Linked DNA regions of Mus musculus: region 1 is linked to region 2. The links are chromatin loops, found by intact Hi-C in ENCODE. Cell type or tissue: gastrocnemius. All regions are shown on one strand. Links, peaks and the distances in the headings refer to the core of each region. The heading gives the core; the rest is flanking DNA. Region 1 overlaps Abcb4 (ATP-binding cassette, sub-family B (MDR/TAP), member 4). Region 2 overlaps Elapor2 (endosome-lysosome associated apoptosis and autophagy regulator family member 2).

Region 1 (8,341 bases), core at 286-8,285, 500 kb before region 2:
TTTGAGAATAAATATAGAGAGTTTTCTTTTCTTTTTTTTTCTTTTCTTTTTTTTTTTTTTTTTTTTTTTTTTTTTTTTTTTTTATGTAAAAGCATGAGGTAGTTTAATGACAGAGCTCTGGGTCGAAACATATCTCACGCAGGAGACAGTGGTTTCGACCCCGAGGCTTGGAAGCTAGGGGTTTTTATAGAAAAGGGGTGGGGCTGGGGGAGAAATTGGCGTGGTTTCACATGATTGGTCCATTTAAACATTAGCAGACTGTCAGAAGGGCGGGAGATAGGGAGGCACCGGGCCAGTCTGGCATGTCATTCTCTTTATCTTTATTGCTAAGCAGCCTCAGGAAACTCTTAACAACAGGCCTGCCCGGGCATGTCCTGGCCTGTTCTGCTATGTTCTCAGCCCCAGGTTTCAAAGCTCACAAACAACTCTTTGGGCTATTTGACATACATTACATGAATCACAGGTCTCAAGTTTTATTTCCTTTCATTCCCCTCTTCTTCTACTAAGTAATTCTAATCTTAGAATTTTAGAAGTCTATATCTCTATGTGGAGAATAGAAATCATAACATGGGCCAAAGGTTAAGAACAAAAACAGAATAAGAAGGGATGGTAAACAGAACTAGGCAAGGACCCTTCTAGTGAGGCTTGAGGGTCTGGGCATGATGTAGGTGTACGTGGATCAGATCTCTGGCTGGAACTGGTGAGATGTCTTTTGGGGTACCTGGCTCGTTCACTGTAGCCAATTGTGACCAGCCTTCTTTCTTCACCACCTGCAAGCCTTTTAACTTAGTTTACAGATTATTATTACAACAACATGTAGGTCTAGACACATCATTTAAGACAGCGATGGGCATGGGGAAGGAGCACCAAGTCTGCACCAGTCTCTTTTAGAATTCTATTCTTCTTTTCTACCTGTCCTGAGCTTTGGAGCTTGTATATACAATGTAACTTCTAATCAATCTCTAATATCTTGGCCAGTCCCTGATTTACCTGGGCAACAAAGGCAGGTCCATTACCTCGGGAAGATTTCTTTTAGGATCTTCTTGGCTATCACATTGGCCGTCTCAGTCCTGGTAGGAAAAGCTTCTATCCACCTTGAATAGGTATCTATAAACACTAATAAGTACTTGTTGCCATATCTAGCTGGCTTAATTTCTGTAAATTCTATCTTGTCATAGCACAGGCCTTGCAGCTTTTGACTATTTCTTCTGCCAAGTCAGAGAGTCCTGTAACATAGTAGTCAAAGGACCTAACCACACCTTTTAATTTCTTGGCCCCCAGGTGGGTCAAATAATGTCCATAACTTGATAGTGCTCAGGGGTGTATCTAAAACTGGTCTCTCTGACATCATAATAATCTTTAGGCTCCTTGACTGCCAGGATCATTGCTCTTTGGCCCGCCTGTTTGGCGATTAGATTTGCCATCTGATTTCCTTTAGCCATAGCATCTTAGGTCCTTCTCTGCAGATGTCAGCAGCCCCTTTATATCAAAGTCACAAGTTCAGCTTTTTGGGCCGACGTCCCTTCAGGGAGGCTGCTGGCCTAGATCACTTGCTTTCTGTCCACCACTGTACTACTGTCCTCACCTTCTGCTTACCTTCAACCTCGAGGCTACTGCCATCGGTGTACCAGCTTGAACTCTCAGGCCAAGGCTGATCTGATCCTTCAGATCATTTTGAGTACCTGTTTCTTCTGCCAGAATGTCAGCACAGTGCTAAGTAGGTGAAGTCTTGGGCAGTAGGGTAGCAAGATTGAGGACAGCAGGTGGAGCGAAGGTCACTCGTTCAGTCAACAAAAAGCTCTGATAATGTGTCACAGGAGCGTTGGTCAACATCCATCAGTCAGGGGGCTTTCAGATAATGCTTTCAAGAGTGTGGGGGTGCCACTGCAGTTATTTGCTGTCCCAGAGTGAGCTTATCAGCATCCTTGATAAGCAGAGCTATGGCTGCTATAGCTTTCAGGCAAGAAACCACCCGCTGGCAACAGGGTCTAACTTCTTGGATAGGTAAGCCACTGGCCTTTTTCAAAGTCCCAAAGTCTGAGTAAGGACTCCTCTGGCGACCCCTGATCTCTCTTCCACATAAAGAGTGAAAGGCTTGGTTAGGTCAGGCAAAGGCTGGCCATCAGTAGGGCCTTTTTCATTTCTCTAAAGGCTTTCTGGTGATCTGGGGTCCACACAAACATTTCCCCTTCCTTGGTTAGGGGGTACAATGGGAAGCTAAGGTCGCCAACCCAGGTATCTAGAGTCTGTAGAAGCCAGAGGTACCCAAGAACTCTCTTACTTGCCTTGGTGTAGTTACAGTCTTTTTCTGGCTTCTTTTAGCCATTGTTTTCCACCTCGAACGGTGTATCTCAAATAGATAACTTGAGTCTGACACAGCTGAGCCTTTTTAGCTGAGGCTAGGTCTTCTGTTGCCCAGATTTCCTGTCTAGATCCTGTCTTTTTCTTTCTCTCCTATTACTGCAGCCAAGTTTCTAGTCAAATTTCTTTGTCTACGATCCCTCCTGTTTTCTCTTTCTTCTGCCTCTCGCCTCTCTCTCTCTCTCTCTCTCTCTCTCTCTCTCTCTCTCTCTCTGTCTCTCTCTCTCTCTTGTAATACTCATTCTCTGCCTCTTACTTACTGGTTCTACTCTAAATATTTCTCATTCAGAGTATCTCTCTCATATCAGACCTCTCTAATCTCCTTCATCTCTATAATTCACTGTCTCTCCTGAGTCTGCTGGAGCTTTGCTCTTCCTTACAGTCTAAACTCACCTTTTTCTAGACCTCTATACCCATTTGTCAGAGCCTGGTGATTAAACTCATAGGTGCTCCTTACCTGGGACAGGAATTTTTAAGTGGGCAGATATCTCCCTCACTGGTTAGCAGCTTAGGGCAGGGCTGCCCTAGAAGAGAAAACACTTGGGGCAGGGAAAGGAAGGCAGCTCTCACAGCTGGCTGCACCAGGCCAACTCAGGGAGGGGGGGGGGGGAAGGTGGCAGAGGCGGCGACTCTAGTCGGCCCCTCCCCAGCAGGCATCACTTTCGCTCTAGGAAGCCAGGCGGGGCTAGTGCCCCTCTTTCTTTTCTTGCCAGTACCGCAGGAGATGAAATCCGTGGTGGTGGTGGTGGTGGTGGTGGTGGTGGTGGTGGTGGTGGGGCGGGCATCCCAGGGAAACCTCCTCATCGGTGTTCCTCCCTGGGCCACAGTTTCCCACGTGGCGCCTCCCTCAGCCAGTGCGTGCCACTACTGCTGAAGCCCGAAGTTCTCAGTCAGGCCCTGCTGCGTGTGGCCAGGGATGCCGAGTTGTTTTTCTTAACTATCACTGACAAATTCTGTCCTAACATCTGTCCAAGTCCACAGTCGGCACTACACACACAGTCTGTCCCATAACAAAAACCACAAACAAAAACAAGACAGCAACACAAAAACAAGACAGCAACAGAGAATAAAAGACACCAGTATCTAAGCATACTTGTTCTTCACTCTGCCAGATGTAAAACCAAGGAACGAGGTGGGACTCGAACCCACAATCTCGGAACCCTAATACCAAGGCACGAGGTGGGACTCAAACCCACGATCTTGTAACCCTAAAACCAAGTCATGAGGTGGAACTCAAACCCATGATCTCGGAACCCTAAAAACAAGGCACGAGGTGGGACTCGAACCCACGATCTCATAACCCTGAAACCAAGACACAAATTCACAAACCAAGACACAAATTCACAATCTCAGAACTGAAAAACCAAGACACAAATTCACAATCTCAGACTTGAAAAACCAAGACACAAATTCAGCAGTGCCACACTTAGACAACAGACAACATGTAAGACGCACACAAACAAATGTACCTCCAAGGGGTCTTTCGGGTTTCCTGGGTGTCACACAGATCTCGCTGAGGCCTCCAAATGAAAGAACCTAGTGGGGAAACCCCCACTCAATTCCCGTTCGGCGTGCACCCAAGAATCACGAACAGACGACCATCTTGATGTAAAAGCATGAGGTAGTTTACCGATGGAGCTCCAGGTCGAAATGTATCTCACGCAGGAGACAGTGGTTTTGACCACATGGTGGAGCCATAATGGCAGAGCTCCGGGTAGAAATGTATCTCACACAGGAGACAGTGGTTTCGACTGAGAGTTATTTTTCTTTATGGGCCTTGGTAGACTTCCCACACTCCAGTGGATGACAACATCCAAGAATGTGAAGTCAACACAGGTTGGATTCCATGGGTATTCTAAATGAGGACCCAGAGTTGGAGGGTGTGGAGGGGACAATATGGTAGGTGTATCAAAATACAAAGTATGAAATTCTCAAACAATCTTTAAAAGAGAGGATATATATATATATATATATATATATATAGAGAGAGAGAGAGAGAGAGAGAGAAATGGTTAGCTTTAATTATTGGTTATGATAGATAATAGAAGAGGGGCAATCATTTCTTTACTTATATACCCTACTGCCATGACCCTCTGGGCGCTAATAGATATTTCAAACCCATAATCACATAGATGGCCTTGGTTAAACTCAGTAGATTAAAAAAAAAACACACAGCAAAAAGACATGAGCTAGGTAAAGGATTTATAGCTGGGAGGAAGGTAGAGGTTGAGGGTGAAAATATGGCAGGGCGTGGTGGCACACACCTTTAATCCCAGCACTTGGGGGGCAGAGGCAAGCAGATTTCTGAGTTCGAGGCTAGCCTGGTCTATAAAGTGAGTTCCAGGGATACAGCGAAACCCTGTCTCAAAAAAAACAAAAAAACAAATAAAAGAAAAGAAAGGAAAGGAAAGGAAAGGAAAGGAAAGGAAAGGAAAGGAAAGGAAAGGAAAGGAAAGGAAAGGAAAAGAAAAGAAAAGAAACAGTGTGTGTGTTTGTGTCTGTGTGTCTGGGGGGGGGGTGTATGTATGTCTGTATTCAATTGCCAAAGAATAAACTTAATTAAAAAGTGATCAGCATTACAAAGATAAACTGCTCCTTCAAGAGCTCCCAGATCTAACAAAGTACAATGAAGCAGATGTATTATATATTTCGCCAATGTCCATTATTAAATTACTTATAAAGAGTCATTTATTTAGCTTATGTTCATCAAGGAATAAATGCCCCATAAACACTAGTCATTTACAGTAAAGCAATTGATATTAATATAGGAACATAAATCATGTCTTTCAATTTAATGATTCTTTGCTTTTAGAACAATTAAGAAAATATCAAATGGCTAAAAGTTAAGAAATGATAAAGTACATTATAGTGTGTTAAGCATAGCAAAACACCAAAATGTCATCTAGCTATATGTTGGATAAGGGGACATTTTAACTTAAATTTATCATCGGAAATTAAACACAGTGACATGCCTAAAACCTAACTGGGGCTGGAGGCTATGTCCCAGAGAGAGTGTTTTCCTGAGTATACAGATGCTTTGGGGTCATTTTTTAAAGCACTATGACAATTAACTAATATATCCAAAATTTCTTATGGTAGATAATCAATTTGGCTATTTTATTTATTTACCTTTCAAATGTTATCCCCTTTCCCAGTTCCACCCCCCACCAAGAAAACCTCTGTTTCATCCCCCTTTCTCCTGATTCTGTGAGGGTGTGGCCCTACCCACCCACTCCCACCTCCCTGCCCTTGCATTCCCCTACACTGTGGCATCAAGCCTTCACAGGACCAAGGGCATCTTATTCCATTGATGCCTGACAAGGCCGTCCTCTGCTACATATACGGCAGGAGCCACTCCTCCAAGTGTACTCCTTGGGTGGTATAGACCCTGGGAGCTCCGGTTGGTTGATATTGTTGTTCTTCCTATTAGGGTTGCAAACCCCTTCAGCTCCTTCAGTTCTTTCATTGGGAACCCTGTGATTAGTTCAATGGTTGGCTGAGAGCATCGCCTCTGTATATGTCAGGTTGGCAGAACCTCTCAGGAGATAGCTATCTTAGAAAGGGTAACAAAATACTTACGGGAGCAAATACGGTGGCAAAGTGTGGAGCAGAGACTAAAGGAAAGACCATCCAGAGACTGACCAATCTGAGCATACATCCCATATATAGCCACCAAACGCAGACACTCCTGTGGATGCCAAGAAGTGCATGCCGACAGGACCCTGATATAGCTGTCTCCAATAATCTGTTCTTGAAAAAAAAAATGTATATATCAGGAAAATATGGTTGCTTTATTTTATTCCTGCTTATTACTGTTTAGTTTTTATTTCTAACTTTTGAATGAACTCAATACTAGTAAAAAGCCCTTGTGCCTTTGAAATCAGGTTGCTTAAAATATTGACTAGGAAATCCTTCTTTCTTTCAGATTAGCATCGATGGGCAGGATATCAGGAACTTTAACGTCAGGTGTCTAAGGGAAATCATTGGTGTGGTAAGTCAAGAGCCCGTGCTGTTCTCTACTACGATCGCTGAAAATATCCGCTATGGCCGTGGGAATGTAACGATGGATGAGATTGAGAAAGCCGTCAAAGAGGCCAATGCCTATGACTTCATCATGAAACTGCCCCAGGTAAAGTTTCCCTTAAAATCACAACTGAAACGTGAGGCATGAGTTCTTGCTTCAAAAGCTAAGCTCTGGGTTACAATGTTATTCAACCTTGTTGGGCAAATCCCTTAAATTATTCAGACAAGGCTTAACGACTATATTCTATATGTAAATAACATAAAGACATATAGGACATGCATTGGTAATTATTGCAACTCAGTGTTAATTTATTATACTTCATGATACACTACAAGAATCAAAGTTTCGGTTGTCTTCATTTATTTCTACAAAACTCTCTGTACTTTTGTATTTAAAATACTTTTAAAAGGCTGACATATAGCTCCGTGATAGAGACCTTTTTTAGCATATTCAAGGTCCTGTCTGAGTTTGATCCCCAACACTATAAAATTGAATGAATGAGTAGGTTTCTGGAGCTGTTCTGGGTTTTCTGTTTAGAAATTTGACACCCTGGTTGGTGATAGAGGGGCGCAGCTGAGTGGGGGACAGAAACAGAGAATCGCCATTGCCCGGGCCCTGGTCCGCAACCCCAAGATCCTCCTGCTGGACGAGGCCACCTCAGCCCTGGACACTGAAAGTGAAGCTGAGGTGCAGGCCGCACTGGATAAGGTCAGTACCCGAGGTAAACACCCAGGGCGGGGGATGGGGAGCAAATTGTTGTGCAGACTTTTCCCAGTCCTTTGGGAATCTAGATTGAGAAATAAAACCCAAAGGGCAGATGAGGTTGTCTCTTGGGATTTATTGATTTCTTGAGCCCGTTACATTGTCGCAGAGAGAGGTCAATGATCTTTACAGGTTTCCTCCATGGTTCAGTGAACCTAGACCAGGCCTGTGGGAGGAACTGTGGGGGTTGTTTTTTTTTTTTTCTTTCTTGCACACATGGGTTTTATTTGATAACAATATGCTAAAATATGTGAAGAAATTAATTTATAAATTCAGGTATTTTTATGTAACAAGTTCTAGTGATGATATGCTGTCATTTTCTTGGATGTATTGTATTTCATTCTAAGTTTTAATCTATTTCTTTGTGGATTTTTTTTGTTAAATCAGTAAAAAGACAAACACTTATATTCAAGTATATGTGGAAATACATATAAATACATATATATGAGAATGTAATACATATATGCATATGTGCATACACATGTAACTCTGATTACCTAAACACTGCTCTAGTTTAAAAATAGTTCAAAATAACCTATTTTGTGGTAATAATGGCATCATTATTTGTAATTTAATTGTTAATGATACATTAAATTGTATCAAAATAATGTACTTGCTCCTTAGGGTGATTGTGAATACTCCTCATTAAAAGACTTGAAATTTAGAAATAAATAAAGTAAAAGAAATAAAACTGGATTACTATCACCTAACAAAACAAAAGAAGAAAATTCCATTTTAAAATGTATTATTTGATGGCATTTAGTATACTCATCAGATTATGCAATCATCAATACTAATTCCAGAAATAGTTCATTGCCCAAAAGAAACTAGTTGACTACTTCTCAGTAGCCCTGTGCACACTCTTCTGTCTTTGTGGCTTTGCTAGTTCTAGACATTTTATATAGATGTAACCATACTTTGCTGTTGTTTTTGCTGTTGTTATGTGTACATGATGTGTGTGTGTGTGTGTGTGTGTGTGTGTGTGTGTATGTGTGTGTGTGTGTGTGTATGATATAGTACATATGCCACAGCACTTGTGGAGAGGTCAGAAGACAACTTTATGGAGTCAGTTCTTTCCTTCCACCTTTGTATGTGTTCCCAGACTCCAATGATATCACCAGGCTTGAATCGCAAACACCCTTACCTGCTAAGCCATCTTGCTGGCCTTCGTTACTGTCTTTTTCATGTAGCACA
Region 2 (8,341 bases), core at 46-8,045:
CATACACACACAGCACTCACTTACAAGCATGCTGAATGCATATATATATATACATGAAATGTTTTTCATATAAGTCAGAGAATCTTTCATATAAGTCAAGAATAGATTCTTGGTATAGAAGAAAATAATGTGTCCATGTTTCATAAATTCAGTTCACTCCTTTTTAAAATTATTGACTATTTTATTTATTTACATTTCAAATGTTATCTCCCTTCCTGTTTTCCCTGCAAACCCCATCCTACCCTTCTTCCCCTGCTTCTATGAGGGTGCTTACCCACATACCCAGCCACCCACTCCCGACTCACTGCCCTAGAATTCCCCTATGCTTGGGCATTGATCCTTTGCAAGACCAAGGGTCTCCCCTCCCACTGATAACAGATAAGGCAATCCTCTGCTACATATGCGGTTGGAGCCACGGGTCCCTTGATGTGTACTTTTTAGTTGGTGGTTTAGTCCCCTGGGAGCTTGGGGGTGGGGGTGGGGCAGGTCCTGATTGGTTGATAGTGTTGTTCTTAAAGACAAAGTCTCACTACATAGCTTGGGCTGGCCTAGAACTCTGTGTAGAGCATGCTGGCCTTGAGCTCACAGAGATCCACTTTTAATGTTTAACCTAAATGATCATGAATATTGTAGCTCTTCTGTAATCTTTACACTAGTCTGGTAAAACTCTGTTGAGAGGGGTTTGGTTTCATAAAACCATTTCATGTTTGCATCTCACTTTCTGCAGAATGAGCTGGTTGTTGGTGTCTCACCTGCACTGTGAGCCATCTGGTTCTAAGCATCATTAATATTAATTAGCATCTTTCCCTGTCAGCTACACTAGGAAACATATGTCTCTGTTGGAAAGACAGAGAAGCAGTTTGCCGTGTGTGGCAGGAAGGTTTGTAAGGAACATGGATCATAGAGAACTTGTACCTTGATTTCTCCATGTTAAAATGTTCACAGTGTATTTTAACTTCTAAACGTCTTCTTTGCTTACATTGGAAGAAACTGGTTATTTGGCTTCTCAGATATATTTGCATATTGTATTGTTTTCAGTCTCATCAGAATGACCCTCCTTTAATGGTGCTGTTTGCATCTCTTGGGCAAGTTGTTTAATAGCTGTAATCTGGGGCTGGGGAGATAGCTTAGTTAGTAAAGTGCTTACCTTGAAAATTGTACAGCATAAGTTCAGTCTCCAATACCCATGTAAGGAGCCTGGTGTGGCAGCATGTGTTTGTAATTCTAGGGATGGGGACATAAAGCCAGATCCCAGAATTTGCTGGCCAGCCAACAGCCTAGCCTAATTGTAGAGCTCCAGGTCAGTGAGAGACTGTATCAGGGTAAAAGCAAAACAAGGTGGATGGAATCAAAAGAATGATGCTCAAGGTTGTCATCTGGCCTATCCACGCGTGCATAACTTTAATGTGCAAACCCAGGTTTCCTTGTTTGCGAACCTGGGGACAATAGTGTCCTGAAAAGGCTGGGAAGATTCTTTTCTGACATGGAATCTTTTCTGTTCTTGTGTAGAAACAAAATTTCCCCAAATGTAGCTGCTCATACATTTCTATGAATGTGAGTCAGAAAATTAATGAACTTACTAGGATCTCAAAAAAAATTTTTTTAACTTGTTAACTTAAACTGAAGACTTAAAGTCAATGTCTCTCCTATAATTATTTGTTTAGATTCTCTGAATTTTATGCTGCCTTTCTTGAGGGGTAGTTGAGGGCATTTTATTGATATAGTATCTAATTTGATGTTTTTAGCTACTTAGGAGGAGTTAGCTGGAGTGGCCATTGTTTTATAGATGGTCAGAGAGGCGGAGCCATAAAGTAGAGCATTAAAGCATGTCATGACATGGACCATAAAATGAATATGGAAAGGGATCTATAAAAAGAAAATAATACTACTTATCATTCTAATGAGACATCCATTTTCTTAGCATCCTTCTTCATACCAGATAGTGTATCTTCCACAAGCATATTTAAGGCTTCAGTTGAGTGGCATTGAATGTCTGTTTTGTACAGTTCTTACTGACTAGAAACAGAGGTGAAGGACTGCCTGTGTTTCCTGTTCTCCAGCTGCAACAGACTTCTTGTTGCAGAAGTTGTTTTAAAGGACAAACAATACTTTCAAAAGTTTATTGGATGAAAAGAACAGTTACTGTCTCTTCTAAAAACCTCTATGTAGCTCTAATATTGGTTGTTATATTTTTGCTGGAATACTCCACCTACCAGTGTTCACATTCCAGTTTTGTTTTAGGACAACTAACCTATCTATTATTCTGCTTTTTAACTAAGAATAACTAATTTTAGCATGGCCAGCTTTTGGGGTGTAGTTGAGTTACCACATTTTTTAAATTCTGTTTTGTGTAAAGTAGGATAATGAGAAGGGCTGTGATTGAGTGCTCTCCTGGAGAGCAGAAGGGTGTATTTTTCCTGATGCTCAGAGCACATAGAGAAGGCCATAAGAGTTTCTGGAGAGAATAGTTTAGCTACAATCCTTTTTTTTTTTCTTGGTTAATTTTTTTTTATTAGCTACAATTCTTATTATTGAAAAAGACTTGGGAACTACTAATACTTATGAATCATTAGGATTGTACATAAAGTTTCATCTCTTCTTTTTGAAAAAATAATATTTTTCTTTGATGATTACTCCATGCAAAGTGTGATAAGAAAGGCTGTGGCGGGTGTCAAGGAAGGGAGCAGTGGAGCTAGCCAGTAAGCAAGCAACATATTGCTGGCTACACACGGAAGTGAGCAGACGCAGGGGCAGCATTTGTTTGCTGTTATTTTTGAGATCATAAAATAACTGCATCATTTCTCCCTTTCCTTTCCCCCTCCAAACCTCACCTCAAATACCTCTCCTCACTCATATTCGCTTGCTCGTTTTAATTCTTTGTTTGTGTAAATCACACACACACACACACACACACACACACACACACACACACACACACACACACCTGCATGGTCTGGTCTGTATATTGTTGTTCATATGCATGTGTTCAGAGGTGAGCACCTGGCAGTTGTTTACACCTTAAGGAGGGATTTGTGATAAGAAGCATGCTGTCTGTATTGTAAGGGTTCTTACTGCTTAGGTTCAAAGCTAGCGCAATGTATTGATTGTTTCCAGGGACGAGCGAGCTGGCTCACTTGGTAGAGTGCTTACCACACAAGCATGGTTGTCTAGAACTCACATTAAAAAAATGAATGTAGTACCCCACTCCTGTATTCCCGGAACTGGGGAAGTAGAGACAGGAGGACCAGTGGGACTGGCTGGCCAGCCAGTCTAGCTGAATCAATAAGCTTTAGGTCTAGTGAGAATCTGATTCCCAAAATAACCTGGAGTCACTTGAGAGATGGCTCATCTAGTAAAGTCATTTACTACGAAGCACCCTACAAGGTGCAAAGAAAAAACCATCTCCTGCAGGTCCTAGTCCCTCCCTCCTTCTCCACCTACACACACACACACACACACACACACACACACACACACACACACACACACATTTACACACTTCCTCTCTCACATTAAACGAAGTTGGGTAGCAGTTATGAAAGACATCTTCATATGTGCATGTGCATGCACACACACACACATACACACATAATGGTTATTTTCCTACCTATTTTTCTCCATATTGTATTAATGAAAGTTATCTCTTTTTCTCTCATTGTTTTCTCACTGTTTAGATTCTCTCAGCCCTCTCTTCTGTTCTCCACTGTTGATAATTCTTTAGCTTGTCAATTTAGCATCTTTGTCATAAAGATATTGCATGATTTACTTTTAGTTTTAATTTTAAAAGCTCTCTCTCTCTTTTATTTTTTTCTCAGACACAGATAATGTACAAGTGGATAGAGCCAAAAATCTGCAGGGAGGATCTCACAGATGCTATTAGGCTGCCCCCTTCTGGAGAGAAGAAGGATTGTCCTCCTTGCAACCCAGGATTCTATAACAATGGATCGTCTTCTTGCCATCCCTGCCCTCCGGGGACGTTTTCAGATGGAACAAAGGGTAGGGTGTCTATCATGAATTGCACGATCAGTAAAACATTCCTGATAGACTTGCGATCTTGTTCTCTAGTGCTTTTTTTGAAAAGTTTTTAGAAGACACATTTCTTATTTTGTCAAAATGAAGAGGTATTGAGAAATGTTGATAATGGGACTCTTAGGCCATGGTGACTTATCTGACGAGGACAGTCTTACTGGTGTTTTGTGTGTATGGCCGTCTCCTTTAACAATAATACATTTTAGTCTCTGAAAGTCAACCCTATCCTATTGGGTAACCGTGGATAACCACTCACTCACCAAGTTAAGCATAATATGAAGCACTGTACAAACAAAACCACCAAATATGTACACGTGCATCCGTACTGTATCTAGAAAAATTTTCCAGATCCATTTTGAAAAAATTGCTAAGGGAATTGGTGGTCATGTAACATCTGTCCCTCATATTTGTCTGGTAGTTTTAGTGCAGAGGTGCTTGGTTCCGAGAAAGCTGTTCAGATGCAGCCTAATGTGATTGCATATACTCACTCATCTTCTGCAGAATGCAAGTCATGTCCGGCCGGAACAGAGCCAGCACTTGGGTTTGAATATAAATGGTGGAATGTCCTCCCTGCCAACATGAAAACTTCCTGCTTCAATGTTGGGAATTCCAAGTGCGATGGAATGAACGGTGAGCTTGGATTCTACATTAACTGTTGTGGCAGCGAAGACACCACTCATTTTTAGCTTTTTAGACATACCAGACATATTTGTGAGGAACTTGGTCTTACTTGGCTGGGTGTTCATCTTCCAGCCCTTATATAAAACTCAAGCAACCAATCAGATGCCTTTCCTAAAGTAATCACAACCACAGTGCTTCTCCCCTTTCCCTGGCTCCACTTCCTTTAGTTTCAGCTTTCCATAGTCAATAGCCGTTTATAAATACCAATTAGAAAATTACAGAAACAAATACTTTACATTTTAAATGGTCAAGTGTTCTTAATAGCCAACGGAACCTCATGCCATATTCTTTTTCCTTTCAAGCCTAGGATGTGAATGACTCCTTTGTGTGGTTACATCTGCTTCCTGTCCATTAGTGACTTAGTAGCCATTTTGGTTTTTAGATTCAGTGCTCAGGTTTCACAATATCTGCGTTTAAATAACTCTCTCAATAATAACTTCAAACCACAAACACACAAAAAGAACATGCCAAAGAAAATCCATCAAGCCCTGGCTCCCTCCCTCCCTCCCTCCCTCCCTCCCTCCCTCCCTCCCTCCCTTCTACCCTTTCAGCTGAAAATGCAAAAGTTCTCAACTCAATAAAGAGCGAGCATAAATTGTACACTGAAGTTGCTAAAATCCATGGTAAGGAAAAGCTTTTAGCCATTAAGTTGTGAAGAGGGAAACATGACTTCTGTGCCAGCGTTACTCTCGCACCTCAAAATGGCAGGAATTAAATGGTGGTAAGTGCTAAGATAGGAAAGGTATAAAGTGGTAGGGCTTGGTGTATCCTCTGTGGGGTCTCAGAGCTTATTTCCCGAGGATGGATGCTGCGTGAGAGGCTGGAAGGGGACAGGCTGGTGTATTAACCTGGTGTTTTATGTAGTCACTTTTCAAGTAGATATTGAACTTCATGTTTAAAGTCACAAACACCAGAAGAGATGTCCCAAGGAGGGCGACAATACCTTAAATCATTTGGAGCAATAAGTTACTAAATTCTTTTGGTTTGGCTCAGTACTGGGTTAAGCATGGTAAAGGGTGAAAGATTTCAAATTCTGATTTTCAGTGAAGTCCCTCACTATGTTCTTAAGATGCCATTAAATCCCACTTACTGAAGCCTTGCAGCAGAGTTCTACAGGACAGTTGCTAACATTCTTTCAACTCTCCTTGTTGGTCATACTCATTTTGAAATCTGAAATGTTGCTGTTTGCCAGGCATTCTAAAGAACAAGAGTAAACAATGTAAAAAGGAGTAAACAACGGAGTCCATCCATCCCCTTGTCAGCTCACCATCATTTCCATCAGCTTACTTTTCTCCATCTTACATTTGATCCTTGTCTCTAGGTTTACATAAACAGTTTTAAAATTGCATGCTTTGAATCAGTATCTCTTTAAAACAGATTTGGGACATAGGATATGAAAGTTCACGTGAGTGTAGAGATCAATGGAAAAAAATGGAGGCTTGAAAAGTTTTGAGTCAACAGGTGAGTGAAAGACCAAGATGTGATATATATTAAATAGGAAGTGTTCTTTATTGAAGGTAGCAGAAGGAAAGGTAGACAGGACAAAGGAGGATGTGCACTTGTTTAGAAATGTTTCTTTGGAGCAAATCCAGTCTGCGCAGCTCAAGTCACATGAGTTGGCAGTGGCAGGTTGATCCACTCATAAACACCATTCGCAAATCAGCAGTGACAGGCTGATCCAGAAGGAACTACAAGACACTCCCAATCAGCTTGAGTCCACAGAAGCAGCAAGAAGCCACTGGAGCACCACCAGAAGTTTTTGGTGTGTTTCTCTGTATGAAGTCATGACAAAAGATGACTAGCAAAGAATCGCAAGGTGTACCAATACTATCTAGTGCTGTCCACTGTCCGTTGGGCTATATTTATCCTTCCCAAACATGTGCTTTTTCAAATATGGGCTCTCCCAAAACACCACATGCCCTTTTTCCAGGCTGTCTACAGAAAAACACCACGTGTCTGTTCTTAGTAAAATGTTCTCCCATGTGTCTGCTTCAGCATAAACCTCCTCTCAAAAGACAGTTTCCACTTAGACTTGAACTTTGTACAAGGAGATAAGAATGGGTCAATTTGAATTCTTCTACATGATAACCGCCAGTTGTGCCAGCATGATTTGTTGAAAACCAGAGACACTGAAATTAATAGAGGAGAAAGTGGGGAAAAGCCTCGAAGATATGGGCACAAGGGAAAAATTCCTAAACAGAACAGCAATGGCTTGTGCTGTAAGCTCAAGAATTGACAAATGGGACCTCATAAAATTGCAAAGCTTCTGTAAGGCAAAAGACATTGTCAATAAGACAAAAAGGTCACCAATAGATTGGGAAAGGATTTTTACCAATCCTAAATCTGATAGGGGACTAATATCCAATATATACAAAGAGCTCAAGAAGCTGGGCTCCAGAAATTCAAATAACCCCATTAAAAATGGGTTACAGAACTAAATAAAGAATTTTCAACTGAGGAATACCAAATGGCTGAGAAGCACCTGAAAAAATGTTTAAAACATCCTTAATCATCAGGGAAATGCAAATCAAAACAACCCTGAGATTCCACCTCACACCAGTCAGAATGGCTAAGATCAAAAACTCAGGTGACAGCAGATGCTGGCGAGGATGTGGAGAAAGAAGAACACTCCTCCATTGCTGGTGGGATTGCAAGCTTGTACAACCACTCTGGAAGTCAGTCTGGTGGTTCCTCAGAAAGTTGGACATAATACTACTGGAAGATCCAGCAATACCTCTCCTGGGCATATACCCAGAAGATGTTCCAACTGGTAATAAGAATACATGCTCCACTAAGTTCATAGCAGCCTTATTTATAATAGCCAGAAGCTGGAAAGAACCCAGATGTCCCTCAACAGAGGAATGGATACAGAAAATATGGCACATTTACACAATGGAGTACTACTCAGCTATTAAAAACAATGGATTTATGAAATGCTTGGACAAATGGATATATCTGGAGGATTTCATCCTTAGTGAGGAGGTAACCCAATCAGAAAAGAAGTCATTAGATATGCACTCACTGATAAGTGGATATTAGCTCAGAAACTTAGAATACCCAAGATAAAATTTTCAAAACACAAGAAAATCAAGAAGAGGGAAGACCAACGGATGGTTACTTCATTCCTCCTTAGAATAGGGATCAAAATAACCATGAAAGGAGTTAACAGAGACAAAGTTTTGAGCAAAGACGAAAAGATGGACTATCCAGAAACTACCCCACCCGGGGATCCATCCCACAATCACCCACCAAACCCAGACACTATTGCATATACCAGCAAGATTTTGCTGAAGGGACCCTGGTATAGCTGTCTCATATGAGGCTATGCCAGTGCCTGGCAAATACAGAGTGAATGCTCATAGTCATCTATAAGATGGATCACAGGGCCCCCAATGTAGGAGCTAGAGAAAGTACCCAAGGAGCTGAAGGGATCTGCAACCCTATAGGTGGAACAACAATATGAACTAACCAGTACCCCGGAGCACTTGACTCTAGCTGCATATGTATCAAAAGATGGCCTAGTCGGCCATCACTGGGAAGAGAGGCCCATTGGTATTGCAAACTTTATATGCCCCAGTACAGGGGAATGCCAGGGCCAAGAAGTGGGAGTGGTGGGTAGGGGAGCAGGGCT

What was found. Peaks named below come from ENCODE experiments on the same cell type or tissue, not always from the same donor. Only the 100,000 strongest peaks of a DNase experiment are listed, where the experiment ranks them.
Region 1: it touches region 2 in a loop (6-fold over the local background); 7 of 42 quality-filtered maps call a loop at or near these places.

What each region holds. Positions count from the first base shown.
Region 1 is chr5:8,921,485-8,929,825 of GRCm38, forward strand. Abcb4 (ATP-binding cassette, sub-family B (MDR/TAP), member 4) reads left to right here. Exons shown (of 28, transcript NM_008830.2): 13 at 6,287-6,490; 14 at 6,923-7,093. Among named protein-coding and RNA genes, the nearest start is that of Gm31388, 20 kb to the right of the region's middle. In gastrocnemius, for the core only: no CTCF peak of the experiment used is centred there; no DNase peak of the experiment used is centred there.
Region 2 is chr5:9,423,875-9,432,215 of GRCm38, forward strand. Elapor2 (endosome-lysosome associated apoptosis and autophagy regulator family member 2) reads left to right here. Exons shown (of 22, transcript NM_172706.4): 9 at 3,816-3,996; 10 at 4,531-4,659. Among named protein-coding and RNA genes, the nearest start is that of Mir879, 52 kb to the left of the region's middle. In gastrocnemius, for the core only: a CTCF peak has its summit at 3,890 (motif pointing left); a DNase peak (open chromatin) is centred at 3,903.